Regions from separate parts of the Homo sapiens genome. Here all the other regions are linked to region 1. A link is a loop called in an ENCODE intact Hi-C map of the cell type or tissue named here. Cell type or tissue: Caco-2. All regions are shown on one strand.

What was found. A loop is a pair of places that touch in the nucleus more often than their neighbours do. Peaks named below come from ENCODE experiments on the same cell type or tissue, not always from the same donor. Only the 100,000 strongest peaks of a DNase experiment are listed, where the experiment ranks them.
Region 2: it touches region 1 in a loop (2.1-fold over the local background); 3 of 110 quality-filtered maps call a loop at or near these places.
Region 3: it touches region 1 in a loop (1.9-fold over the local background); 3 of 110 quality-filtered maps call a loop at or near these places.

The regions. Positions count from the first base shown.
Region 1 is chr12:88,925,518-88,928,017 of GRCh38, reverse strand. No RefSeq gene overlaps it. Among named protein-coding and RNA genes, the nearest start is that of LINC02458, 93 kb to the left of the region's middle. In Caco-2, no CTCF peak of the experiment used is centred here; DNase peaks (open chromatin) are centred at 1,497 and 1,997.
Region 2 is chr12:89,354,143-89,356,642 of GRCh38, reverse strand. The region is part of intron 9 of POC1B-DUSP6 (POC1B-DUSP6 readthrough); the gene reads left to right. Among named protein-coding and RNA genes, the nearest start is that of DUSP6, 2.9 kb to the right of the region's middle. RefSeq lists an enhancer at 1,917-1,966. In Caco-2, a CTCF peak has its summit at 1,321; DNase peaks (open chromatin) are centred at 752 and 1,985; H3K4me3 peaks cover 1,679 bases.
Region 3 is chr12:88,632,536-88,635,035 of GRCh38, reverse strand. No RefSeq gene overlaps it. Among named protein-coding and RNA genes, the nearest start is that of KITLG, 53 kb to the right of the region's middle. In Caco-2, CTCF peaks have their summits at 1,285 and 1,509 (motif pointing left); no DNase peak of the experiment used is centred here.

The sequences.
Region 1 (2,500 bases):
CAGTGGGTGATGAATTAAGTAAGTTAAGGAGAAAATAAACTTACATAGAGTGGTCCTGTAGACTGAATGTTTATGCGCCCCTCAAATTAATATGCTGAAACCCAATCCCCAATGTGATGGTATTTGGAGGTGAGGCCTTAGTGAGGTGATTTGGTCATAAGGGCAGAGCCTTCATAAATAGGATTAGTGCCCTGATAAAAGAGACTTTAGAGAGCTCCTTCACTCTTTCTTCCATGTGCAGACATAGCAAGAAGACTGCTGCCTGCGAATCAAGAAGTGGGTACTTACCAGAGCAGACACCAAATCTGGTGGCATCTTGGTATTAAACTTTCCCGCCCCTACAACTGTGAGAAATAAATTCCTGTTGATGATAAGCCACCTAGTTTATGGTATTTTGTTATGGCAGTCCAAGATGACCAAGACAGGTGGTAAAGAAAGGCCCTTCTAAAGACAGACTATTTAAGATAAGAACTGAAAAGTACAGAGACTGGGAGAAGAGCATTCTTTGCTGTGGAAAGAGCAAATGCAAAGATTTTGAGGAAAAAAAAATGGCTTGGCCTATTGAAGAAACAGAAAAGAGACCAGCATGGCTGTAATATAGTGAATAAAACTTTAAAAAGATGAAGTAAGAGATGACAGAAAGATCACTTCAATTGCTCAGTACAAAACTGGAATAGTGAAGGGGAAGAGTAAAAGCAAGAAGGCAATTTAATTTAATAGGCTATTGCTGTTATCTGAGTGATAGACTAGGGTGGCTTAGACAGGGTGATGGCAGTGTTGGTGAACGGATGAAAAGATGGATTTGAGATATATTTTGGTGTCATAAATCGTGTAATTTGCTGGTGAATTAGATATGGGAATTGAGAGAAAAATAGAATACAAGGTTGTTTTCTGCATTTTTGGATTAAGCAACTGATGGATGCTGGCACCATTTAAAGAGATATTAAAGACTCAGGAAAATAATAGGTTTGGGCGGAAAACAAGAACACTATTATAAATTTGAAATGCATATAGATATTCATGTGGAAATCTGACTGCTTATTTCAAATAAGCAGTTAGAAGGCACTCGGGGGAAGTTGCTTCTGTAGCTATAAACATGGGAAGTCAGCAGCTTCACAAGTAGATGTAAACTGTGGATTTAGAAGCGTTTTAGACAACAGTGAGGAAGAGAGAGTGAGCAGAAAACAAAAGATGACCCAGCACAAAGCTCAGTTACTCCAACACTTAGAGTTGAAGACAGCAAAGGAGGCTGAAAAAGAGCAGACAAGGACAATAGAAGAGAGAGGAGTGTTACAGAAGCTATAGTACCTATGTGTGTTTTCTTTTTGTGTAAGATGAGTGTATTTTCTTAAATCTTAATCCATACAGTTTAAGTGGAGCTGATTCTCTCCCAACACACAAGACCCTCCCCAAGTCTCTGCTCTCAGTTGGGCATGGTATGAGACTTGCTCAATTAAAGCCTTCTCACTACTCCCACTGATACTCACAGGAAAGAGGCATGTGGTGTGTGTGTGTGTGTGTGTGTGTGTGTGTGTGTGTTTGAGTTTACTAAGACCAGGAAAGACAAGGATGATTGATAAAAGTCTAGAACTGTCAATAGCCATCTTTGTTACCATGTGAGGTTTACCTGCCTAAAAACTGAGATAACAGCAGAAATGTAAGCTGAGAGGTAGAGAAAAATAAATAAGTTTCTGATAATATGTGTTTGAACCTCTAGAGCCAATGATGCCTTAAACTAGCACCATTCCTTGAACTTCCTGGATAAAAGAGCCAATAAATTCCTTTTGTGTTTACATAAGTTGGTTTGAGTCATGTTCCTGTTACTGGCAACCAGAAGAGATAGGACTACGATAAAAGATATTTCAAGAAAGGTGGAGTAGTTAATTGTGTCAAAAGCCATTGGAAAGTTAAGAGAGATGAGGGCAGAAAAATATTCCTTGGATTAGACAACATGGAGTCACTGATGACCTCATGGGAGAGATATCCGTGCAGGGGTGAGACTGGAAGTCTACCTGGGGTGGGGAAAAAACAAATTGGCAGTGGTTGAGTGGAGACAGTGAAAGTGGCAACTTACTTAAAAAGATCTTTTGTGAAGAAAAGTAAAGAAATAGAGAGATCACTGGAGAGGATTATGGTACCAAAGTAGACGCAAGGAAATATTTGATATTTATCTTCAATCATTCTTTCATCAAGTATTTATCCAAGCATGATTATCTATATATTAAGCTATGTTAGCCCATGAAAAAAAATTAAAATTCTGTCATTACCACTCCTTGCTTCCTAACTTACAGTGGTGATGATAGATTTTTAAATGAAAGTTAAAGTGTTATAACAAAAGTCTTTGCATGTGGCAAAAATATAATGAAAATAGATTACTTTTCTCTGTCTGACTCATAAGATTTTGTAGTTCTTAAAAATATTTCCTCAATATTGCTCAAAAGTATTTGGCACTGATTGAAATGGGCCCTACTCCTTTGAATAAAAGAGGAAGATTTTACTC
Region 2 (2,500 bases), 430 kb before region 1:
TCTGCACTCATGAGAATGGATCACAGATGATCTGCTATCTCCAATTTTTAAATACAGACCTCTTCATATGAATGATATCCTCTGAAGGGCACTGAGGCCTCTGGAATTAAGGAAGCCTGTAATTCTTCCAACTACTACAGCCCTTATCTCCTAAGAGAGCTTTTCCTCAGTGCCTCACAGGAATGGCAATATCACCACCAACAGCATTCCTTATGCAGGAATGAAGTGGTGATATTTTAAAAATCATCTTCTGAATACCGACTTTGTGCCCTACACTTCTCGTGTGTCATCTCAGTTGTGTCTAATCCTCACAGTCCTTTGAGGGAGGAATATATATTCCCAATGTTACACACTTCCGAATTCCTTTTCTTGCTTTTTCTCTATAGCGCTTTCACTTTCTAATATATAATTATTTGTTTTGTTAATTGGACTGTCCTCATTAGAATGTAAACTTCAGTGAGGCAGGTTATTGTTGTCTGTTTATTCTCTACTGCTTTCCTGGAATCTAGAATAAATGCATCAATGAATGAATGAAGTGAGGCCCAGACTACTACTGAGTGACAGAGGTTTGAACCTAGGCTTATGTGCTGTGCTGACGCACTAGATAACCAATGACACTTGTGAAGATTAGGATCTAGGGCATATTCTAAGAGAGATAAAATATGCAACATTTAGTGAATGTTTGACTGATGAAGGGTTGCGTGCAAAGAAAACCACTGGTGTGTAAAAGGAGCAGGGAAAGCAGCCTCGCTTTTGATCTTTGACATGGAGGATGCAACAGAAAACGTGAGGCTGGAGAAAGCCTGGAGGTCAAAATTCAAAATGCTGACCTTGAAATTCTTCACATGTGGGCAGGGAATACCACGTGGAGGTGAATATAGTGTCCATAACACTCTATGTAATCCGTGCATGTGGGCATCCTTAAGAGTCTGTAAAGGGTTTGGCCTCACGTCTTGACACTCTGTTGCTACTGTGTGCCCTTGGGCAAATTCTTTAATCTTTGTAAATGGGATAATTTACATGTTTTTTCTGAAGACTGTCCGAAATTATGCAAGTAAACACAGAAACAAGACGGTACCCATCATGCAGTTAAGTGCCCAATATGCATTGTTGTATCAGTTTGCTGTGGCTGGAGAACAGCGTGTTCCAAAGGTGACCAGTAGGGAGAAATCAGAAATGTAGCTGGGTCCATTCTGATAACTGTGCTAAAGGATTTTTGATCCTGGTCTACGATAACACCCCCTTTACTTGACAGCTGAATTGGAACGGATTAAATCGGTTAGGGTAGTATCTCAGAGGGCTTTGCTGCAGATGAGCGAGTCCAGGCGGGCTGTCAAGCGAGCCTCAAGGGGCATCTGTGGGATGCCCAAACCGTGTCCCCAAGCCGAGGCCTTTTTACAGGTCCTCAATTCAGAATGAAAAATTAATTCCAACGGCTAATAGCACCCCACCACCACTTTAGGACGTTTCACCGTACCCATTTTGTCGTCACAGGGACCCTATGAAGCAGATAGTTTTATCTTCGTTATGCCGACGTGGAAGACTGCAACTTAGAACGGCTAAATGATTTAACTAAGGGCGCTTACCTAGGAAGAAGCGGGGGACATAATGCAAACGAGGGCCGTCCCACTCCAGAAGCCCTTTTCGCAGCATTTCTAGTACTGAGCAGTCAGAACGCCACTTTAATCAATGCGCCAGGAAACACTGGCATTCCCTTGGCGATAAAGTTCAGAAGCATGGGTAAAACTACAGTTTCGATGTATCCTCCCGAATCTATAGTCATACTCAAGTAGCTGCGTATTAAAACAGGCAAAGTAGAAACCCAACTTCCCTCCCTTTCTCTTCTGTTGGAGGTCCTGTGCTGAACCTCCAACAGGTTTGCTCTTCTCAGTTCCGCTGAAGGGCATCCTGCCTCTTCCCTCCCTGTCCCCAGGTCCCAATGACTGAAACGTCTCGGGGTGGGAACTTCTGTGACAGATCGTGGAGGACAGGGGGAGTCAACTCCAGCGCAGGCCTCCCCCGGCTGAAACTAGAAGATACCCAGTGAAATATACGAGTTTTGTTCCAAGGACTGCCCAAAAATGGTGCGGAGAGGAGCTCGGCAATCCCCACCTTTGTCGAACACGCTCCTCCAGGGGCGGCCTGCCTGAAGCAGAGCTCCAAAATTGGCAACCTAGGCCTCGCAGCCGCCTTTTTTTAGCCTACATTTCCCAAACCAGGGAAGAGGCGGGTGACTAAAAATGCAAATTGCAGCGGGGGTGTTAGCAGGCATGCCCGTGGGTGCGGGGCGTCGGGCGAAGGGAGACCCCGCGACCTTAGGCGCCCTCGCGGTGTTCACGGTAGGCGCAAAGCGCAGCAAGGGACACTCCCCAAAGCCGCACCCCGCCGGACGGCTGCCCCCGCTTCCGCCTCTCAGGCAGCGGTGGGACAAAGCGCGGCCTCTTTTCCGCCGGGGTTTAGGGAGGGAAGGCCGGATTAGGGCCCGCGCCTTCCGGCTGCA
Region 3 (2,500 bases), 290 kb after region 1:
ACAACAATAGTAATGCTACAATGAGTGGATACATCCACGAAGGGCCCTATTAAACACCTGTGTTTATGCCCATAGGCTGCTGTTCCTGCTACCCATGGCAGCTGGTAATGTCTTCCTGTACTGGGCTGCAACTACAGCTGCAGTCAGCAACCAGTCCGATTGTTGGGAATGTGAATACCTACCCTGTCAGATGGTAATGGTATGCGTTGGAAAATTCTGCCTTTCTCACAATAAAACTAGAGTGGCTTGTTCAACAGCACAGATAATGCAACCCAGACTCATTGGAGATTGCATCGACCTGGATCAATTGCCAACATGACAGAGACCCAACAACATGCACCCTTATAGGTGCTACCTGTTGCACCTATGTCCCTGATGAAGAAAGTAATGTCACAAATGCTTTAAATCATTTGTCAATTCAAACCCATGATATAGCCCAATTAGGTTTCTTTGACTCACTCGCAAATTGGTTATACACCTTACCTACTCACTGCAGTTATGTTTTGCTAATAGGTATCATAATTGTCATTAGCTTCTGGTTTTTATTCTGTTGTGTATACTGTAGATGTTTCCTGTATGCACAAGCCATGGCTATACCTTATAGGGCTGTATACTTCTTCCCCTCACACCCAACTCAGGGACTCTTGTACAAGATTGATAGAAAGAATATAAGAGCTAAGGTATAAGGTAGATTGCAGTGTTATGGGTCCCCCACCAGGTTACTTAAGGGTGTATATCTGCTGCTTGAACCTTGAATATTGGGAAGTGAGCAAGGCCATGATACTGGGAGGTGAGCCAAGGCCACGGTGCCCAGCCAAACAGCAGCTGTCCCTGAGAACCCAAACATCCCAGAGCATAGCTGGGAACATACCAAGGAAAACAGTTTAATTGCACATACATATACAGTAGGCAAAGAGCCAGAAAATTGCTTAAAAGCAGCTTAGAGATGAGAAATGGGGCAGATCTTCAGAGCTGTCCTGCTACCACCTGGGGGTGCCCCACATGTAAGTCCTAATAAATTCACCTACTTGCCAAGCTGGACTTGTCTGCACCATTCTTTGGTCTCTCAGCTCCTTCCCAGTTTGGAGGGAAGGTTATGATCCCGTTTTCTCATAACAGGTGAAACCTTGATGCTCTATGGGAAGAGTGAACATCATTTTATTGATCAAACTGCAGAATAGTAGAAAGACAGCATTGCCTGACGCTTAGGTGGTTTACCACTACATGATACTAAAGTATTTGATAGAAGAGATGGTAAAGGCATCTTTTTCATCTTCTTTGCTTGATACAGAGGGTTGATACAGGTTGAAAAAAAATCTCTAGATGGTACTAGGTAAATTTATTATACTAAATGTGAATTTTTAGAAATAGAACTTTTTCCTTCTGAAGGCAACCATGAGGTGGTAGGGAATCTTCTTTTCTGTCAATCAGATCTCAGGAAAGAATAGACAACTGAATAGATTGAAAATAACCCACATTCTACATATCTTCTGTTAATTTCTAAGAGAAGATGAGATATATGCCCTCTTGTGGTAGGAAGTAAAGAGAAAAAAGGGTAAAAGTTTTTCAAATCTTTATTCCGATTTAACCTGGCATTGAGTCATCTGTAGAATATTCAGACATTCTATGGGAAAAAATTATTTTTTGAATTTGTAACATAAAAAATCATAAGTGAATAATGACTTAGAAGAACAGTATGGTCCAAAATATACTTATTTCAAAATGCTCAATAAAACATGTCTATTTATTCACTCTGCAAATCACTATCAACTTCCAGTTGGATATTGGTTATGCTATCATCCCCTCCTTCCTCCGTTCCAGTATCTTACCACAACAGAAAACAATCACAACTATATCTCATCTTGGATGTGCTCCTCTTAGAACACATTTACTTTCTAGAATCCATTTCCTACTCTGGCTAATATTAGTGGCTCTGGTTTCTTTAACACTCCTTAGATGAATTTTGCCTTAACTGGACACATACACCCACAGAAATAAGCTGTTCTGTATATATTTCTAAAGTAGCTACAGAGATCAAGATTTAAAAATCCTAACTACAGATAAAGTAATAATGAGAGTAGTAATTATAGTCAAATTACCTTTCTCTGGACTTGGTCACACTAAACACTTATTGGATGCTATAATTTTACATTTAAATATGATCCCAAAGAAGAATTTATGTATATTTAGAACTTTGAATCAATTATGCCCTAATTTTGAAAAATTATCTGGAACCTTTTGGTTGAGTCCCTCCTTTGACTGAGTTTTCCTTTTTTTTTTTTTTCACCAACTCTACTGTCTGAATGGACATCTTGGATCTTTACTGCTTCTCAAATTCAAAAGAGGGAGAAGTTAGAAGTGAAAATAACATTTACTGAGTGCTTCTGATACTTCAGGAAAGTGCTGGTCACTTTGCATACATTTTGTCATTTAATCCTTTCAACAAATATACAAAGTAAATATAATTTTCCCTGTTTTAAAAGAAGAAAAGGAAAATCCA